Linked DNA regions of Homo sapiens: region 2 is linked to region 1. A link is a loop called in an ENCODE intact Hi-C map of the cell type or tissue named here. Cell type or tissue: MCF 10A. All regions are shown on one strand. Links, peaks and the distances in the headings refer to the core of each region. The heading gives the core; the rest is flanking DNA.

Region 1 (10,068 bases), core at 3,865-6,364:
TGGTGAGTTCAGTCTTCTCCCCCAGCTTCCCTCCACTCTGAGTCTGGCCTTGATGGCCCCCAGTTCTGTCCGAGGCAGTCCGAGGCACTGCCCAGCATTCCTGGGACTCCTGTTTGCAGAGGAGGCTGCCCGGGTAGGAAGGGTCAGCAGTGTGGTCTGTCTGGTGCCTCCCTCTGCCTCGCATGGCTCCCAACCCCTCCTCCTGCTCCATGCTCCCCAGAGATGGAGAGGGTGGACCCCTCTTCATGCTGCTGGATGGCAGGGAACTGGCTCTAGCTCATTTCTGCTGCCCTTGTTCTTTGCTTTGGGAGCCCCAGTTCTCTCTTCCCGGCTCATGGCAGGCCTTCTCCTGCCCCTGGTACCACACAGCTCTGAAAAGAATTGGCTTCCTCTCTCTGCCTGAGTCTCCTCATTGGTAAAATTGATTGGTTGTAGATTGGGGCTTTTTTGCTCTCTTTGGCCCTGTGCCACAGTGATGCAGACTGTCTCCCTGGCAGATTTCCCACATTAGCCCTTACCTGGCCCTTAGCTATGTCTCCAGCCCAGGAAGAGGCAGAGGAGGCAAATGATGAGGGCAGCCAGGCCCACGTGGATGCCCACCACAACCCCAGGCAGTGGGCTGCTCTCACCCTGGCTGCAAGAGCACCCAGTCTTGGACTCTGTGGACACTGTGCCATCTGTCAGAGAGAGGACCAGGGTTGGAGGTGAAGCCCAGCCCTCTTCCTGAAGACTGGCAGCCATGGGTCCTATCAGAGGGGCCTGCTCTGACCCCAGCCCTACTACCCTCCTACCAGACCCCACTTACCAGGAGTGGCCAGGGGCACATCACACAATGAGACACAGCGGGCACTGCTATTTCCATCCCCATTGCCATTGAACGCCTGCAGCTTGATGTCATAGAGAGCAGCCGGTTCTGCCGGGAGCAGGGGAATGTGAAGGGGACGGGCATTTCTGGGCCAGGAAGCTCAGTACCTGGGGCAAGATCACACTGAGAAAGGCAGGCCTTGAGTGGCACAGGAAGGTTCAGAGCCTCACCCAGGTCTGTGTAGAGGAAGGAGCTGACACTGCTGGCCAGGAGCAGAGGCCCCTGAAAATGGGCAGCAGGCAGCTTGCGGTGAAAGTTTGAAGCCTTGGATGGGCCCCAGCTGGGGTGGCAGCTCCCAGGAGGCCTGCACAGAGGTGGCATTCAGCACTTTGGTGGAGAAGCCCAGGGCAGCAGGGGCTGCAGAGGAAAACAAGCAAACTAGTTGGCAGTCCCTGCCCACCTGAGGCCAGGGACTTCCCAGGGCTGGAGAGGCTGTCACTCACTGCTGCCCATGGTGGAGGCAAAGATGGGAGCAGAGTCCTGACTGGCACCCTCTGCTGAGTAGGCCCGCAAATGGATGGTGTAGGCTGTGGCAGGCTCCAGGTTGGAGAAGACGTGCTCAGAAGTGCCTTTGCTTATGGCCTCTTGGAGCTCCGGGCCAGATGGCTCTGAGGAGCAAAGCAGCATCTTCTCACTAGCCACGTCCCCACACCTTCACAAACTGGGGACGAAGCCCCTCTTGGTGCCTGGCTGGGCCAGCCAAGCCTCCAAGGAGAGCAGGGAAGGGAGCTACAGAAGTTGGAGCTAAGCTGAGAAAGGATGAGGATGAGGATGAGGAAAGGGCCTAGAGTCAAGCTGAAAAGCAGTAAGGAAGCACCAAAAGACCATGTACAGAGGCAGCCAGCCCAGAGAACCACAGGCCCAGAGGCCTGGGAAGAATCCAGAAGGGTCTGGGGTCATGGAGGAGACTGGGGCTCAGAGAGTGAGAGGGACTCACCCAGGACATCAGCAGTCAGGAGCAGAGATGGGCTGGTGCCAGGGACTCCTGGCCCCTGGCCCTGCTCTGAGGTCAAAGCCCTCTCCACCCACCCACACCCACCTCCCACAGGCCGGAGGTGCAGCACGTAGCCAATGATGTCCCTGCTGGAGGGGGGGGTGGCTCCCAGGACACTCGAATGGCAGAAGTAGAGAGAGCCATGGCATGCAGGCCCCTGGGGACGGGGTGGCTCTGGGCCCCCTGTCACAACCAGGCGGGCACTGGCCTGGTTGGAGCCCGTGCTGTTCTCTGCCACGCATTGATAGATGGCCTCATCCTCAACTGAAACCCCTGCCAGCATCAGCGTACTAGAGAAAGACAAACTCAGCTACTGGGAGCCCTTTCCCACCAAGACTTAGTGGAGTGGCCCTAGAGGAGGAGGCTGTGTGGGGACATTACCTGTAATGGAGCAGTCAGGGCAGAGCCTCCTGGGGGAGGGGGGAATTGCTGGAAGTAGAAGGTAACTTGCTGGGGGTTTGTGGATGGGTGTGGATTTTTGAGATTTAGGTAGTGAGTGTTGCATGTAGGTGGGGGTGGACGCCCAGGGTGGGTAGGGGGACCTACCATTGCCAGTGGGCAGTGGGGAGTGGTGAGACACGAGTACCTATTGTTGTGAGTCAGCCTGATGTTATTCCCAGGACTCAACACCTTCCCATTCTTCAGCCAGACCAGACGGGACTCAGGGACGCCCTGGGCCACGCAGGTGAAGATGGCACTGCTGCCCGGAGGCTTGGACAAGGACTGTGGCCACTGGACAAACTCGGGGAGCTGGGCAGGCAATAGCATGGAGGAAGGTGCCGTGAGACCCAGCCTCTTGCCTCCTGCCCTGGACCCTCTCCAGATCCAGGCTCCTGTCAGGGAGCTGGGGTGCTCCAGCACTCTCCCCACCCAGTTGGGCCCTTGGGGCTCACCCTGCACGAGCAGGACGCCCTGCGCTGTGCGCCGGACATGGGTGCCTGGCCGATTGGCGGCGCAGACATAGACACCTGAGTGCTGGACTGAGACGTCGGAGATCATGAGATTCCCTGTGTCCAGAATGTCCAGAACTTGGATGCCCTCTACGCCGATGGAGCGGCCATCTGCAAGAAGGCGTTGGGGGGTCAGGCTGGGATAGGACGAGGGAACAGGGCTCTGAGAGACAGCAAGGGGGTGGGGGGCGGCTGCGCACCCAGGCGGCTCCAGGAGACAAGCGGCCAAGGGTGACTGGTGGCAATGCACTCCAGCACTGCCGTCTGGTGCACTGTGAGGGTCAGGTTCTGAGGCCCAGACAGGATCTCTGGCTCCTGCAGCAGCCTCAGGGGTCCCACTGTGTGGTGGAAACAAGCAAATTGGATCAGGAAAGGAGAACCTCCTTCCAATACTCAACTTCTACTCCAAGCACACTCTTCCAGCCCACAAATGTCACCAGACCTCAGAGGTGTGCTTTGCAGCTGCTATTCCATCCCCAATTTACAGATTTTAAAAATGACCTGCCCAAAGTCCCATGGAAGTAGCTATCAGGCTGAAGGTCTGGTAGACTGGGGGTGCGGAGAGAGAGGAGAGAGCATTCTCCTCCTACAAACCCTGTGGGTGGCCCCACCTTCCCTGGGCGCCTCACCCTGAGGGGCAGGTAGAGGCACCCACAAAGTTAGTAGGAGGCGCTCCCTCAGAAAGCATGACCAGCCTCCTAAGACCTCAGCCTGCTTAGCTGCTTAGGAAGGATGTGTTTTCCCAAAGTAACTCTTGTTTTGGGTCTAAATCACATCTTCATTTTATGCCATGCTCCCCCGTTTCATTAGTTTATTCAACAGGTCATCACTGGGGGCTCCCATGTGCCAGGCAGCACCCTCACACTGGGAGCACAGTTGTGAACAACATCGTGTGAAACAGAGCTCTGCCTTCCCATAGGCCATCATCCTCATTTTCTTTACCACCTTGTATCATGTGAGAACTTAACGTGTCTTTCCTTTCATAAATGCCCTTTATTAAGAATGTCTCAGATAAAATGTTTCTAAAATGAAAGTTTCTCAAGGGCTGGTCTAAAGTCTTACACATCTTTATCCCTCAAGGTGTAGGATTGTGTTTTGTTCATTCACTTATTCAGCAACTATAGATTGAAGGCCTACTTTGGGCCCAGCCCTTCTCCATTTGCCTCTTGCAAGCTGCAGTACAGGCTGTGGGCTGCCCTGGAATCTCCTGGCCTCATTCAAAGAGGCTGTGTCCTGCCTGGCCAGACAGTTCAGTGAGGGGAGGCTGGGCCACCCGGGCCGACCCCTTCCCCATGCCAGACATTGGCTGCGAGCCCCACAGATTGTCCCATTTTGCCCTCACCACAGCCTGTGTGCGGAGTACTGTTATTTCCCCCATTTACATGAGAAGATCAAGGATCAGAGAGGTTAAGTAACTTGCCCAATGACAGAGGCACTGGCAGAACTGGGGGACTTCCTGGATCTTGGTAGCACTGAACAGCTGACAAAGAGGATCCCCTCTTTAGCCGCTGTGAGCTCCTTGAAGTCTGGGAAATTCTGTCTCACCCTGGTGCACGCCCAGGGTAAGTGCCTGTCCAGGTGTGTGCAGTTGAGTGCATTAGGGGTGAATGGCTTGGGGCCTTGGTCCCCAGCTCCTGCCCCTGGGGAAGACTACTCTTGACACCAGCTCCTTTAGGCAACCCTTGAGCCTTCGGTTTCTGATTGGTCCTCTGCCCCCAACAGGCGCCTGCTCCTCCTGCTAACCTCCTGTCGCTCTCTGGCCATTCGTCTCCCTGCTCCGCGGGCAGCAGAATCCTATGTCTGCTCGATAGCCTTGAGAGACATAGCCTCCTGCCCTGCCCTCCTGCCCCAGACTGTGGATAGGAACGGAACACCACAGGCCAGAGGGACCTCATTGGGCTCCTCTGCTCCTGCAGAGGAGCCGCTGACCCCCACCCTCGCTTTGAGTTTCTAAGTCAGTTACAGATCAGAAACACAACCGTTCCCCCTTCCCCTGCCAGTCTTAAGTTTAAAAATTATATACCGGCCGGGCGCAGTGGCTCACGCCTGTAATCTCAGCACTTTGGGAGGCTGAGGCGGGCAGATCACGAGGTCGAAAGATGGAGACCATCCTAGCCAACATGGTGAAACCCCATCTCTACTAAAAATACAAAAATTAGCCGGGTGCGGTGGCGGGCGCCTGTAGTCCCAGCTACGCGGGAGGCTGAGGCAAGAGAATCGCTTGAACCCGGGAGGCGGAGGTTGCAGTGAGCCGAGATGGCGCCACCGCACTCCAGCCTGGCGACAGAGCGAGACCCCGTCTAAAAACAAAAAAATAGATATAGCCTTCGGTGAGATTTTGTCAGAGATGTTTTGAAAGTTCGCCCAGGTGCAGCAGTGGTGTCCCGTGGTACACTTGCTTATTTATACCCTGGAGCCCCCTAGTGGCTGATTCAGGCATGACTTTCCCTCACAAACACCTGCGGCATCTCTGGTTTAGGCAGGGTCTAACCTGCCTCTCCTGCTAGGCACCAGCTCCTCATAGGCTCTGCTGTGGCCTTCACTTTGGGCACAAAACTCTCCCACCCCATTTGGCCTGCAAGTGGGGTCATCCTGGGTGTTTCATCTCAGGTACAAAGCTATTTTCATCCTCACCCCAAGAAGGAGACGTGCAAGTGTCCATGCACACATGCACATGTACATGCAAGCACAGACACATACACGAACACATGCACATCTACACGCCATGTGTATGGGGGCCACGTGTTCAAAACACAGGCTGACTCAGCCCCAACGCTAGACCCTCCAGAGCTCCCACTACCCTCTGGATCAAGTCCAAACTCCTTTCATGGTATGTGCCTTGCCTACTCGCCAACATTAACTTTGCTACCCTGAATTCTGCCCATTCTGTGGTCCAGCAACACAGAACTGCCTGTGTGAACTTTGTTGTCCTCACCCTTGTGCATTTGTCCAAGGAAATGCCCCCGCCCTTACCTCCTGACCTTGGCTTGCCTCTCTCCACTCACCCTTCAACACCCGGCTTGGGGTAGCTTACTCCAGAAGCCCCTGACAATCCTTGCCCACAGCCCAACCCTGGGTTCCCGCAGCACCACCTTCTCTCTCAGGTTGTGAGCTCCAGGAAGCCAGGGATGGCTCAAGCCTGCTGCCCTCCCACACCTGGCACAGTCATAGGTGCTCAAAATGCCTGCCTGTCCCATGTACAACCACAGCAACCATACCCTCCCCTCTGCCCAGTGCCCACACTGGGCCTGGCTTACCACTCAGGGTCAGCTGGGCATCCTGGCTGTGGCGGGTACTGGCCACATTCCATGCCACGCAGCGGTAGGTTCCCATGTCAGTCTGGCTCACACTGGTGATGTGGAGGATGCCACTAGGCAGCAGTGTGACCCTGAGGATGCAGAGGTCAGGGCTCCATGGCCTGTGCCCTGGCCCACAGCCCACCGTCCCATTGCACTCCTGGCAGGTGCTCACCGGTGGTTGGCAGTATTCAGGGCTGTGCCATTGTGCTCCCAGGAAATGGATGGCTCAGGCACCCCCTGGATCAGGCACTGGAAGCGAGCAACTCCACCCCGCTCCACCTCAATGGATTCTGGATGTTGGTGGAAGCGGGACAGACCTAGAGGATGGGGGGGCCACTTGGGCACCTGCAGAGCTGGCCCTGGGCTATCCCCCCACAACCAAGTCCCAGGGCTGGGCCCCACCTCTGTGCCCACATCTGCCACATCCTCTTCAGTATAGAGCCCTGCAGCCTCATGTCTAGGACTTCTGTGGGCTATAAGCACTTTGCCTTCCTCCATTACAAAAATTTTAAATCATAGTTTACAATGGCATTGGAATATAGACAAGTATAATCCAGTCTGGACTCATTTTTACATATTTATTATTGTATTCATTTTTTTCTTCTGGTTTTGAAGAAGTTAAAACATTTTTGTGGGCCCCTAAAAGAATCAGAGGCTCTACCAGTGTGTACACTGTGTCTAATGGCTGGGCTGGCCCTGCTCAGGCCCACTCTCAGCGAGTCTGGGCCCCATGGGTGCCTTCTGTGGGTGCCCCACCAACTCTCATCCCCCAATCCCAGGAGCAGCCCTGTCACTTACTTGCCAGCTGTACCCGGGCCTGTCGGCTCACCAGCCGCCCGTAGCGGTTCTGGGCCACGCAGTGGTACTCGTGGGCACGGGAAGGGAGGCTCCGGCGGGAAGGCAGGGCGGCCAGGTGCAGGGAGCCATCTGGCATCAGGGTGACACCACTCTCATTGGCTAAGGCCAGCCTATCCCGCTGCCAGGAAATGGACACAGGCGGCTCACCCTCCACCTGGCAGGGCAGCACCAGTGGGTGCTCCCACACAGCCACTGTGTCCCCCAGCTCCTGCACGAAGGCCAGCTCGGAGCCTGCAGCACAGCCTGTAGGGACAGCCAGCACAGCCTGAACACGGCGGCCCCCTGAGGCCCACCCTTTGTCCACCACCTCCCCCATGGCTTTGATTCCCTCCCAGCCTTGGCGAGGGGCAAGGGACAGGACTTGACTTTAGGGAGACTTTGGGTCAGCAAAGGAGGAACAGGGAAGAGAGGGCAGGGCCTGGCCATCTGAGGAGCAGGGCGGGCCACTGTCCGGCTGGCGGGTGCGGTGTGGGCCTGGCGGGCCGGCTGTGATTGATGGCCTCTTTCAGCTGGGCCCTGGCAACGGGGAGGGGGCGGGGTGGGCACAATGGTGAGGTCAGGGGCTGAGGCGTGAGCATTGTGCTCCCCAGGGGACAATGGGATCGCCCCCTCCCTCCCCCACCGGCCCATCTGCCTGTCTGCCTGCAGGGTCAGCTTCCCAGGACTCCTGGCTCTCCCCCTTCCCCCTCCCGCCACCAGGACCCTGGCCTCTGAATAGGGAAGGAACACACTTACACTCACACACACTCATTCACGGACACACACACACTTGGATTAAAAATCACAACCTCACTGGCCACCAGGTCTTCTAGACACAGACAGATTCCATCCCAGATGCACACTCAAGGAGGCCCCAAACACAGGTCACACATAGATGTCCCTACAGACTCAAAGTCACAAATACATAAGCACAGGGCCACAGACACTAACAGCACAGGCCCAGAAATGCATGAGCAGAGCTGTGAACCCACAGCCTCCCTTCCCACACACCCCCATAAATACAATAACTCAGCCTGTAAGGCTGAGCCAGGACCCCCAGCAGATGGGGTGGATAGGCGGGCAGACAGAGCCTCCGAGGGGCACATGGGCAGGGGGCTCAGCCAGCCTTGGTTGGCTCAGGGACATCTGTGGGTAAGCCTCTGGGGCCCTGCCTCTGCATGCCCCGCAGTCTGCTCAGCCACTTGCCTCACGTGGCCCCCAGGTCCCCTTCTAGCCACTGTGCCCCAAAGCCTGGGCTCCTAGAGCACCCCCCACAGCTCTCCCGCAGCCCTGCCTGCCCCTCCTGCTCACCCCTCTCCTCTGCTGTCCTCAGGGTTTCTCCATCTCCACTCCGGCCACCTCCATCCCTCTGCTTCCCCAACCTTGCCCCGCAACTCTCCCACCCCTATGCCTGCCTCTTTTTCTTCCCCGTCCCTCTGCCCTGGCTTTCCCTATGGCCCCCATGGCTCAGCCTCTTACCCCAGCCTGGGAGCAGCAGCAGCAGCAGCCCCATGTCCCTGCCAGGCACGGCCCCTCAGCCTGGGCAACTTCTCCAGCAGCCCCAGTCTCCTGCCTTCAGCCTGGGGGCCCTTGGGCTGTGGGCATTCTCCACCCCGCACTTTGGCGCACAATGTGGGGGCCCTGGTCTTGCTTTGGGGAGCCCAGGTTCTGGGGTGCCAAGCTCTGGGGTCGAGACTGAAGGCTACTGTCCTTGCCTTCGTGTTCCTGGAGCTGGGTCTCTCTCTGCTTTCAGCCTGAGCCCCCTCCCCACTCCTATCCCCACTGTCCCCTCCTCCCAGGGCCAGGACCCAGACACCGAGACAATTGGGGCGGGGAAAGGGGGCGAGGGCCAATGAGAGCGGGGCAAAGTTGGGGGGTCAGACCCGCCCCTTTCTCAGCTTCCAGAAATCTCTCCCAGCCCATTACCCACCCCTTACTCCCTCTCAAACTTTGACTGAATGAGAGTGAAGTTCTAGGAGGAGTTGGGGCATCTGGTCCCCCAAGCCCATCCCTGGGGATCCATGTCCTGGACAGGGGTGGCTTGAAGTCTAATTTGGGGGTCCTGGGGAGGGGTGCAGAGCCCCCACTCTCCTAGTAGAGTCACCGTCCCAGGTGCTGAGCCTGGGCCTGAAGTGGGGGACCTCATCCCATTAGTTCAGTCCCAGCCCAGCAGCCCCAGCACCATTCATAGTGTCAATTTCCAAAGCTGTTTTCTCTATTCTTATTGGGACAATGGATTGGGGCCACCAGGGGCCGGGAGGCTGCCAGCCAGTGGGAGGTGGAGGACCAGCCCCATCCTAAAGAGAAGAAAGAAACCCAGGCCTCCCGCCCCTTGCCAGGCTGACCACTTAAAACATGCAAAAAGAGGGACTACCCTTCCACCAAAGGAGACTGGGACTCAGGCAAGAGCTGACTTTGAGACTTGCTATTTCTGGAGGATACCCTCCCCTAAACGCCACCCTCCTGAAAAAGAGCATAGCTTAGGAAAGATGACAGGGGTACCAGGGATGTATGGGAGTATCTGTGAGAGACAATAAGGGGGAAGGCTGGGCTGGGGGAGTCTCGTGTGGCAGAGAATGAGGCCCCATCACCCAGCTTCCAACCCTAGGAGCTCCAGCCTGTCTGGCCCCTGACTCAGTCTCCCCCTGAATCCCGGTCCCCTTGCCCACTCCTGTCAGCCTCTGCATCTGGCCTTGCCCTGCCCACTTGAGGCTGCCCCTTGCCTCTTCAGCACAAACTCTCACCCTCAGTCTTCGCCCCCGCTTGCTCAGCTGCCTCTCCGGCTTGTCCCACCTTGCTCACAGGCTTCAGAATCAACTCAGGCCATTGTCCCTCCCAACTCAGCCTCCTCCTCTCAGACAGCAGTCCTTGGTGTCTGTGTCCCAGGACGGGGCTACCCCTAGCAGAGACCTCCATGGGACAGGAGAGCGAGCAGCCTCCCCTCGGGGCCTCCTCGTCCCAGCCCTGCATCTCTCTGTCCCGGAGCCTCCTATGAGGGTTCCCGCTGCTTCCCCAGAGGGGCCTCCTGAGTCATGGCGGTGGCCTGGGTAGGGAAAGGCGCATAGGCCCTGGGGTCAGATGTGGAACAAATCACTAGCTGCGTGTCCTTGCATAGGCAAATTT
Region 2 (10,068 bases), core at 3,767-6,266, 190 kb before region 1:
TTCCATTTCTAAAAATCAAACTCAAAGCCCCAAATCACATTAGTAAACCATTTACCTTCTGTAAGCCTTGCTTTTCCTCCTGTAGGCTGGCAGAGGACAGTGGAGCAGCCAACACACAAAACTACCGTTTGTGCATGGCTAAAGACCGTGGTGATTTTATAGCATCCTGAAAGAAAAGCAGATAACATTTTTTTCCTCTATTACACCCGTCTTTCCTGCACTTATGCCCAACTCATCATCCATTACATTGTTTCCCAACACAAAAAAACGTAGGGGTTGTATGTGAAATGTGATGAGAGATCACGGTGAAATGAATCACTCCTCCTAAGATGCAAAACTTTGCCAGTCTCATACATTCAAATTTTAAGAGTATCAGGGAAAATATTTTCCACAGGCGAAGAAACTGAAGCTGCTGCACAGCTTCAAGGATACGAGACAGCTAACACTACAACATTTTCCAACTGTTGAGGTCCAGTGCTTTCCCCACTACAGCAAGCCGTCTCCTCACCTGGGCATTTCACATCCATGAAGTAGGAATTGGGGCTCTGCACCAGGCGTTTCTTCTTGTGTTTCCTCTTCTCCTCTTCTGGAGAGGGATGAAGGAGATCCTTTGCGAGCTAAGAGGGACAGAAATGCAGAGATTTAGAAACCAACAGCGAAAATGGGATGGTCGAAAATAGCCCCCACTGTCACACACCGGGGAGAGCTCGCCCCTCGCCGCCCCTGGTGTCTGCGCAGCTGGGCCGCCATCTTATCTCCTCTCCGCTCCCGTCTATGCGGGTGGCCCGTGGGCCGCTGCGGTCCCTGGAGTTAATGTCCTAAGAAGTGCAGAGGGTAAATGAGGACCCTCTACGATCCGAAATCAGCGTGAGGGGAGAGTTCGGACAGAACAGCGAGATCTCCGCCGAAACCTGGACCAAAGCACTCACAGGCATGTTCTCGTGTGCGTAGGTCGTCACCGCCGGAAAGGAGCGAAAGCGGAAATCCTGCCCCTTATATAGAGCACACTACAGGAAATGACGCAAGGATCTTGTGCCACCATGTTTGGAACGTCTTACTTTGATCCGCCGCAGTGGGGAGACAAGGGAGCTGCCATTTTCGGAAGGTCTTTAACTGTTAGTTGTGACACATATGCGTCACCATGTTGAGAGGGTTACCTTGCTAATTTGAGGTCAGCGTTTGATCACTATCCAGGGATAAATGGACACTTTTAAAATTTTGTGCCATACCTTGACAGTTGGAGCCTAATAAATAGGAAAGGTTGAGGAAAACACCAGGGAGAAGGAGCCATATCCAGGACTTCCGTCCTATTTTTTAAATACCTATATTCTTAACTCTTTTTCTATTGGTTTAATTTAACAGTTTAGGCCGGGCGCAGTGGCTCATGCCTGTAATCCCAGCACTTAGGGAGGCCAAGGCGGGTGGATCACCTGAGGTCAGCAGTTCAAGACCAGCCTGGCCAACATAGTGAAACCCCGTCTCTACTAAAAATACGAAAATTAGCCAGGCGTGGTGGCGTGTGCCTGTAATCCCAGCTACTCTGGAGGCTGAGGCAGGAGAATCGCATGAACCTGGGAGGCGGAAGTACAGTGAGCCGAGATCCACTCCAGCCTGGGTGACAGAACAAGACTCTGTCTTAAATAAATAAATAAACAGGGGAGACATGGTTTGGTCAGTGAAAAGAAATAGGGAAGACTCAAGGAGATAATGAGAGGTGAGAGAATGGACAAAAAGAGATTGAATAGTTTAGCTTGAGAAGGGACAAGCATGGACACGGAAGGTGATGGGGATAAGTGAAAGATGCCTTCTTTTTTTTTATTTTTATTTTTATTTTTTTTTTAGACACAGTTTTGCTCTTGTTGCCCAGGCTGTAGTGTGATGGCGCCATCTCGGCTCACCACAACCTCCGCCTCCCGCGTTCAAGCGATTCTCCTGCCTCAGCCTCCCGAGTAGCTGGGATTACAGGCATGCGGCACCATGCCCGGCTAATTTTGTATTTTTAGTAGAGACGGGGTTTCACCATGTTGGCCAAGCTGGTATTGAACTCCCGACCTCACGTGATCCACCTGCCTCGGTCTCCCAAAGTGCTGAGAATACAGGCGTGAGACACCGCGTCCGGCCTTTAATTTTTTATAGGCAGCCAGAATAGGCTCGAGAGAGACTCCCTTGAATAATTTTTTCTTGCCCGGGCGCCGTGGCTCACGCCTGTAATCCCAGCACTTTGGGAGGCCGAGGCGGGTGGATCACGAGGTTAGGAGATCGAGACCATCCTGGCTAGCACGGTGAAACCCCGCCTCTACTAAAAATACAAAAAATTAGCCGGGCGCGGTGGCGGGCGCCTGTAGTCCCAGCTACTCGGGAGGCTGAGACAGGAGAATGGCGTGAACCCGGGAGGCGGAGCTTGCAGTGAGCGGAGATCGCGCCGCTGCACTGCAGCCTGGGCGACAGAGCGAGACTCCGTCTCAAATAATAATAATAATAATAATAATAATTTTTTCTTTGCCGGTCGCGGTGGCTCAGGCCTGTAATCCCAGCACTTTGGGAGGCTGAGGCGGGCGGATCACGTGACGTCGGGAGTTCGAGACCAGCGTGGCCAACATGGTGAAACCCCGTCTCGACTAAAAAAAAAAAAAAAAAAAAAAAATTTAGCTGGGCGTCGTGGCAGGCGCCTGTAATCCCAGCTACTCGGGAAGCTGAGGCTGGAGAATCGCTTGAACCCAAGAGGCGGAGGTTGCAGTGACCAGAGATTGAGCCATTGCACTTCTGCCTGGGTGACGAGCAAAACTTTGTCTCAAAAAATAAAATAAAAGTAAAAACAAAGGTTGGGCGCAGTGGCTCACGCCTGTAATCCCAGGCCTTTGGGAGGCAGAGGTGGGTGGATCACCTGAGGTCGGGAGTTCGAGAGCAGCCTGACCAACATGGAGAAAGCTCGTCTCTACTAAAAATACAAAATTAGCAGGGGGTAGTGCGGGTGTCTGTAATTTCAGCTACTCGCGAGGCTGAGGCAGGAGAATCGCTTGAACCAGGGAGGCGGAAGCTGCGGTTAGCCCAGATCACACCATTGCACCCCAGCCTACGCAACAAGAGCGAAACTCCACCTCAAAATAAACAATAAAAATTAAAAAAATAAAAATAAAAATAGGCCGGGCGCGGTGGCTTACGCCTGTAAACCCAGCACTTTGGGAGGCCAAGGCGGGCAGATCACGAGGTCAGGAGATCAAAACCATCCTGGCTAACACGGTGAAACCCCGTCTCTCCCTAAAATACAAAAAATTAGCCGGGTGGTGGCGGGCGCCTGTAGTCCCAGCTACTCAGGAGGCTGAGGCGGGAGAATGGCGTGAACCCAGGAGGCGGAGCTTGCAGTGAACCGAGATCGCGCCACTGCACCCCAGCCTAGGTCGACAGAGCAAGACTCCGTCTCAAAAAAAAAAAAAAAATAGGGCCAGGCGTGGTGGCTCACGACTGTAATCCCAGCACTTTGGGAGGCCGAGGCGGGCGGATCAGAAGGTCAAGAGATCGAGACCATCTGGCCAACATGGTGAAACCCCATCTCTACTAAAAATACAAAAATTAGCTGGGCGTGGTGTCGGGCACCTGTAATCCCAGAGGATTACAGGTACTCCAGAGGCTGAGGCACAAGAATCGCTTGAATTCGGGAGGCGGAGGTTGCAGTGAGCCGAGATTGCGCCACTGCACTCCAGCCTGGCGACAGAGCAAGACTCTGTCTCAAAAAAATTAATTAATTAATTAAAAAATAAATAAAAAATTTTTTTGAAACAGGATCTTACTCTATCACCGAGGCTGGAGAGCAGTGGCATCATAATCGTGGCTCACTACAGCCTTGGACTCTTGGGCTCAAGTGTTCTGCCCACTTCTGTCCCCCAAGTAGCTGCGGCTGGGACTACAGGCCACACCACCATGTATGGCTAATTTTTTTTTTTTTTTTTTTTTTTTTTTGTCGAAGCAGTCTCACTATGTTGCCCAAGCTGGTCTTGAACTCCTGGGCTTAAGGGATCCTCTCACGTTGGCCTCCCAAAGTGCTGGGATTACAAGTGTGAGCCACCGCAACAGGTCTTAGATAATATTTTCTTTCTTTCGTGTTTCGTATTTTTTTCCACCCCCAGCACACATATAGCAAGAATAATTTTTTTCTAAAGGCAGAGATAAACTTGTTTCTCTTTTACTCTCTTTCTTTCTTTCTTTTTTTTTTTTTTTTGAGACGGAGTCTGGCTCTGTCGCCCAAGCTGGAGTGCAGTGGCGCAATCTCGGCTCACTGCAAGCTCTGCCTCCCGGGTTCACGCCATTCTCCTGCCTCAGCCTCCCAAGTGGCTAGGACTACAGTCGCCTGCCACCACGCCCGGCTAATTTTGTGTGTGTGTGTGTATTTTTAGTAGAGATGGGGTTTCACCATGTTAGCCAGGATGGTCTCGATCTCCTGACCTCGTGATCCGCCCGCCTCGGCCTCCCAAAGTGCTGGGATTACAGGCGTGAGCCACCGCGCCCGGCAAACTTGTTTCTTTATACCCGTGCTGTTCATATTTCAGCTTCCTGGTTACCAAGGCTACACATTCATGGCCTATTGAGTGAGATTTCAGGAGTACTGCACCTTAAGTGGGCCATATTAAAAGATTCACGTAAAGAATGACATTTTTAGTTCAAATCTCTGTTTTCCTAAGCTATTTGGTCAGAGAAATCACACATGGGTCCCCATAAGAGAGATCGTTCCAACTGAAGCCCCAGGATGTGTCTAGGTAGGCTGTGTGTGTTGGGGTGGTGGGGCCGATTCTGTATAACTAATTTACGTTTTCACCCTGTTCCACCAGGGGGCAGACTGACTCAACAAATAACCTACTTCTGCGCATCCCGCTTTTTTCAAAGTGAATTGGGACCCATAGAACTAAGGGCTTGGACAACTAACAGTAAAATTCTAGGACTGCCTTTTACTCAGCCCCAGAAACCGATGATAACTCATCTTCTAGCTTCGTTGAATAGCATCTCCAAAACTCAGCCCCATTTTTTTTTTTCAATTTCTAGTGCTCTCCCTACCTTCACCCTTATTCCCAAAACTCTTGGTTCTCTTCCCCTAATCCCTCTAAAATTTCTCTTCTAAAATTTCTGGTCGTCGTGGTTAAACCTCTACTTCCCTTCACCCCAGCCTCTCTGGCCTCAGAATGGAAGAGTAAGGTCCTAAGAGGGGAGCTACAATTACCGAAAGGCTGTGGAAAATAGCGAGAGAGACAGGCCGGCCTAAGCTAGGAAGGGAAAACCGAGAGAACAGAGGCCGGGCTGGCAGCCTTGGCCTGCTCAAAAGGGTGGGCGGGCAGGGGGTGGAGCCCGGAGGGGTGCCGCCTCTCCTCTTTCCCGGAGCCTGGGCGGAGAGGGAGGAAAACTTCTTCCTGGCCTGGGCTCCGTGCCGCTCTGTTTGCCAACCGTCCAGTCCCGCCTACCAGTGCCGGGCGCTCCCCACCCCTCCCCCGGCTCCCCCGGTGTCCGCCATGGCCAAAGCCTACGACCACCTCTTCAAGTTGCTGCTGATCGGGGACTCGGGGGTGGGCAAGACTTGTCTGATCATTCGCTTTGCAGAGGACAACTTCAACAACACTTACATCTCCACCATCGGTGAGCCCGCTGGCCATGTCCCAGACCCCGACTCTCCTGTGACCTCCTTCTCCGGCTCCCGGATTACTAGTGACCCCACTTTTCAGTCCCCTTAGAGTAAGGCTCCTAAATTCTAGTCCCTCAACCCCTGGCTCTGACCCTTCCCCCGTGCATGTCTCTGTATAGTAACCAAACCTCTCACCTCTCTGAGGCCTTCAGGTAACTCTTCAACTGCTGCCAGCTCCTCATTTTCTTGGTACCATCGCCTTAGTCTCCCCAAATCCACAAGAACTCTTCTCTATTTTTCTCTGTTCCCCTCTTCCCCTACCCCCACCACCTAGAACTCTCTCGATCCTATCTCCATGTTTCCTGTATCCCTGTCCGCCACATCTTTTTCTCCCGATCCGATGCTAGCCTCTTTCTGTCTTGCTGAGCTTCAAACTCTCCCACTGTGTCCCCACCTCACCATCTACTTCCCAGGTTCCCTGCCCCAGTCTCCCTGCACCTCAGCTGAACAAGGGTTTGGGAAGGGTGGAACAAGGTGGCTGGGTGTGCTGGAGGGTGGCCCAAGGACTGTGATCATGAATATGCAGCCAGCTTGGTGAGGAACGTGGAAATGAGGGGACTTTTGGGGTCTCTGAGTCAGCCTGGTGACTCATCCTCCTCCCAGGGGCCCCCAGCAGGCTTGGGGGAGGTGCCCAAGTTTCTACTAAGAAGAACATTGTCTCCCCTCCTCCCTTCTCTTCTTTCTTCATCTCCTCTGGCTTGGGAAATAGACAGGAAGAGTCTCACGACAATTCTGGTTACAAAGGAAAAGGAAAAATGCCCCTCTTTCCTAATTGTCTCAAAAGTAATCCTGTTTAGCCTCAGACTTTCCTAGTGCCAAGTTTGGCCCACTAGTTAATTCACATAGACTGGCTTCAGCTACTTTTTTCCTTACTCTCTACTAGGAGGGTAGGTGGGATACCAAGAGTAGAGGGCTCTAAGAAAACAGAGAAGAGGAATGTGAAAGTAATATCTGGGGGGAGACAGAGACTGAATTCAGAGAGTTGTCAGCTGGTATAACTGAATGGACCCAAGAGGCAGCCTAAGGATTTTAAGCCTCCATGCAGAATTTTCGTCACCTTTTCCCTCCCAAAATCCATAAAATGTACGTAAAAATAGTATTCTTGCTATACAAATACAGCTTTGGGAAAATTCTCCTAGCTTGGCATTTCCAACAAGATTGTTCCCCAAGTGCCTCCCCTGCAGAATTTCTGGTGCCAGCACTGCTCCGTTCCTGTCCCTTCCATCACACAGTTTTACATGTGTGCATGCATGTCTCAACTTCAGTGCATACCTTCCACCCCTAGGAATTGATTTCAAGATCCGCACTGTGGATATAGAGGGGAAGAAGATCAAACTACAAGTCTGGTAAGTCAGTCCTCTGGGATGCCTCGCCAGACTTCCCCATTTACCTCCTACACGTTTTTCCTTCTATTTTGTTTCATTTCTCTTCCTTTCCCCATTGCTCCTTCTAGAAGTGCTAGAAGGAGCACTTCTGGCATTTCTCCGGATGCACTCAGCTGTCCTTCCATCTCTCTTCCTGCTCTCCCAACTAGTTCCAACTCTTTTGTAACTCTTGCCTCCTCTGGCTGCAGAGCATCCTCTTAATTTGACAACAAACAACTGTTCAGTCATAACATGGAAACAGGCTGTGAGCAGTTAAATGGCAAAGGCAGAATTAAGACTTGACTCTAAGTCTAGTGTTTTCTCCAAAATATGGTGAGCCCAGAGAGCCAAATATAGACCCTGAAGGTGTTTAAGTGGTATGAAGCTTAGTGGAGGCATTATGCTATGACATATAAGAGCAGACTGGTGCGCAAATCTGGTTCTTTTAGTTATCTCCTGCCTGACCTTCATTAATTATTCAGCCTATCCAAATCTGTTTCCTCTTTTTTTTTTTTTTTTTTTTTTGAGACAGAGTTTTGCTCTTGTCACCCAGGCTGGAGTGCAATGGCACAATCTAGGCTCACTTTAACCTCCGCCTCCTGGGTTCAAGTGATTCTCCGACCTCAGCCTCCCAAGTAGCTGGGATTACAGGCGCCCGCCACTAGGCCGGGCTAATTTTTGTATTTTTAGTAGAGACGAGGTTTCACCATGTTGGCCAGGCTGGTCTTGAACTCCTGACCTCAGGTGATCCACCCGCCTCAGCCTCCCAAAGTGTTGGGATTATAGACGCAAGCCACGGCACCTGGCGTGTTTCCTCATTTTTAAAATAGAGACAATAATACATGTCTTACAAGGAAAGAGTAAGGATTAGATAAAATGATACATACACAGTGCTTGACACATAGCAAACATTCAATGAATAAGCAAAGACATCTTGTTTCTTGGGCCACTACCATCTCTGGAAATCAGCTCAACTGTCTTTAATCCCGTTCCCCTTTACTGTTTCCTTATTCTGTTGCCCCACCATGTTACAAAAGCTAAATTCTTGTGAGAGAGGAAGAATTATTCCGTTGGAGAATTCTTCCCTCTATTCCATCCCATGAAAACTTCTCCTTCTTTAGGGACACGGCTGGCCAAGAGCGGTTCAAGACAATAACTACTGCCTACTACCGTGGAGCCATGGTATGAAGTGTGGGTCTGAACAAAGGATGAAGGATGAGGCTACAGAATATATTATGAATACAAAGGGTCAGGGGTTGGGGCAGGTAAAAATGGGAGGGGTGCAGTGTGGGTTGCAGAGGGCCCAACATGGCCTAGTGTTTAGACCCATGGATGCGGGGTCACTTACAGGGCAGTGGGAAGCCTCAATGGGAACATGGTCCAAGGTGAATTTTGTCATCTCCCAGGGCATTATCCTAGTATACGACATCACGGATGAGAAATCTTTCGAGAATATTCAGAACTGGATGAAAAGCATCAAGGAGGTGAGGACCCTCCAAAAGAGATGGGGAAACTGGTTAGAACCTGGAGAATGAAGGGGTCCATCAGGATAGGCAAGACCTAACTTTTTTTTTTTTGAGATGAAGTTTTGCTCTTGTTGCCCGGGCTGGAGTGCAATGGCAGGATCTCGGCTCACTGCAACCTCTGCCTCCCAGGTTCAAACGATTTTCCTGCCTCAGCCTCCCAAGTAGCTGGGATTACAGGCATGCACCACCATGCTCGGCTAATTTTGCATTTTTAGTAGAGACGGGTTTTCTCCATGTTGGTCAGGCTGATCTTGAACTCCTGCATCAGGTGATCCACCCGCCTTGGCCTCCCAAAGTGCTGGGATTACAGGCGTGAGCCACCGCTCCCAGCCGGCAGGACCTAACTTTTACTTGTCTTTTGCCCCCAGAATGCCTCGGCTGGGGTGGAGCGCCTCTTGCTGGGGAACAAATGTGACATGGAGGCCAAGAGGAAGGTGCAGAAGGAGCAGGCCGATAAGGTGAGGGCCAGGCTGAGCAATGTTCTAGAACTGGGCTGGGAGGGCCAAGATAGGTTGCATTGCAGAGGACTTGGCTGCTGTCCTTAATTCAATTCTCTTCCCACTTCACCCCTTATAGTTGGCTCGAGAGCATGGAATCCGATTTTTCGAAACTAGTGCTAAATCCAGTATGAATGTGGATGAGGTGAGATCCACACCCCCATCCCCGACCAAGAGAGGAAGTATTAGAAGGTAGATTCTCCTCCCTCCAAACTGACTCTGTTCCCCACTTTAGGCTTTTAGTTCCCTGGCCCGGGACATCTTGCTCAAGTCAGGAGGCCGGAGATCAGTAAGTTGGTTTTGCTGGACTAGGTACAACTCTGGGGTGTGTGTGTGTGTATGTATGTGTGTGTGTGTGTGTGTGTGTGTGTGTGTGTTGGTGTTGATAAAAACGGGGAGCAATGCTAAGATTTCTCATGAGGGTGGATTTACTTTAAACAGTTTATACCCTCCTACCCTAACCATCCATTCACACCATGACACCTGTGCCCTTCTCCCTCTAGGGAAACGGCAACAAGCCTCCCAGTACTGACCTGAAAACTTGTGACAAGAAGAACACCAACAAGTGCTCCCTGGGCTGAGGACCCTTTCTTGCCTCCCCACCCCGGAAGCTGAACCTGAGGGAGACAACGGCAGAGGGAGTGAGCAGGGGAGAAATAGCAGAGGGGCTTGGAGGGTCACATAGGTAGATGGTAAAGAGAATGAGGAGAAAAAGGAGAAAAGGGAAAAGCAGAAAGGAAAAAAAGGAAGAGAGAGGAAGGGAGAAGGGAGAGGAATGAATTGAGGAAGTGAAAGAAGGCAAGGAGGTAGGAAGAGAGGGAGGAGGAAAGGAAGGAGAGATGCCTCAGGCTTCAGACCTTACCTGGGTTTTCAGGGCAAACATAAATGTAAATACACTGATTTATTCTGTTACTAGATCAGGTTTTAGGGTCCTGCAAAAGGCTAGCTCGGCACTACACTAGGGAATTTGCTCCTGTTCTGTCACTTGTCATGGTCTTTCTTGGTATTAAAGGCCA

What was found. Peaks named below come from ENCODE experiments on the same cell type or tissue, not always from the same donor. Only the 100,000 strongest peaks of a DNase experiment are listed, where the experiment ranks them.
Region 2: a loop joins it to region 1, with 12 times the contacts of the local background. A loop is called at or near these places in 106 of 110 quality-filtered maps.

What each region holds. Positions count from the first base shown.
Region 1 is chr1:153,792,562-153,802,629 of GRCh38, reverse strand. LOC124904426 (a long non-coding RNA gene) reads right to left here. Exons shown (of 3, transcript XR_007066634.1): 3 at 7,436-7,482. LOC124904425 (a long non-coding RNA gene) reads right to left here and starts at 1,109. Exons shown (of 4, transcript XR_007066633.1): 1 at 1,036-1,109; 2 at 806-913; 3 at 1-677. It also overlaps the pseudogene LOC343052. RefSeq lists enhancers at 8,852-9,383, 9,384-9,917. In MCF 10A, for the core only: a CTCF peak has its summit at 5,236 (motif pointing left); a DNase peak (open chromatin) is centred at 5,219.
Region 2 is chr1:153,981,664-153,991,731 of GRCh38, reverse strand. RAB13 (RAB13, member RAS oncogene family) reads left to right here and starts at 5,393. Exons shown (of 8, transcript NM_002870.5): 1 at 5,393-5,619; 2 at 6,951-7,011; 3 at 8,151-8,211; 4 at 8,436-8,513; 5 at 8,924-9,013; 6 at 9,132-9,197; 7 at 9,288-9,341; 8 at 9,556-10,068. The coding sequence starts at 5,496. The coding sequence ends at 9,633. RPS27 (ribosomal protein S27) reads right to left here and starts at 970. Exons shown (of 4, transcript NM_001030.6): 1 at 930-970; 2 at 509-617; 3 at 56-166. The coding sequence starts at 935. RefSeq lists enhancers at 52-1,032, 730-1,089, 46-1,245, 5,290-5,791, 6,105-6,334 and a silencer at 5,309-5,478. In MCF 10A, for the core only: a CTCF peak has its summit at 4,837 (motif pointing right); DNase peaks (open chromatin) are centred at 4,821, 5,351 and 6,261.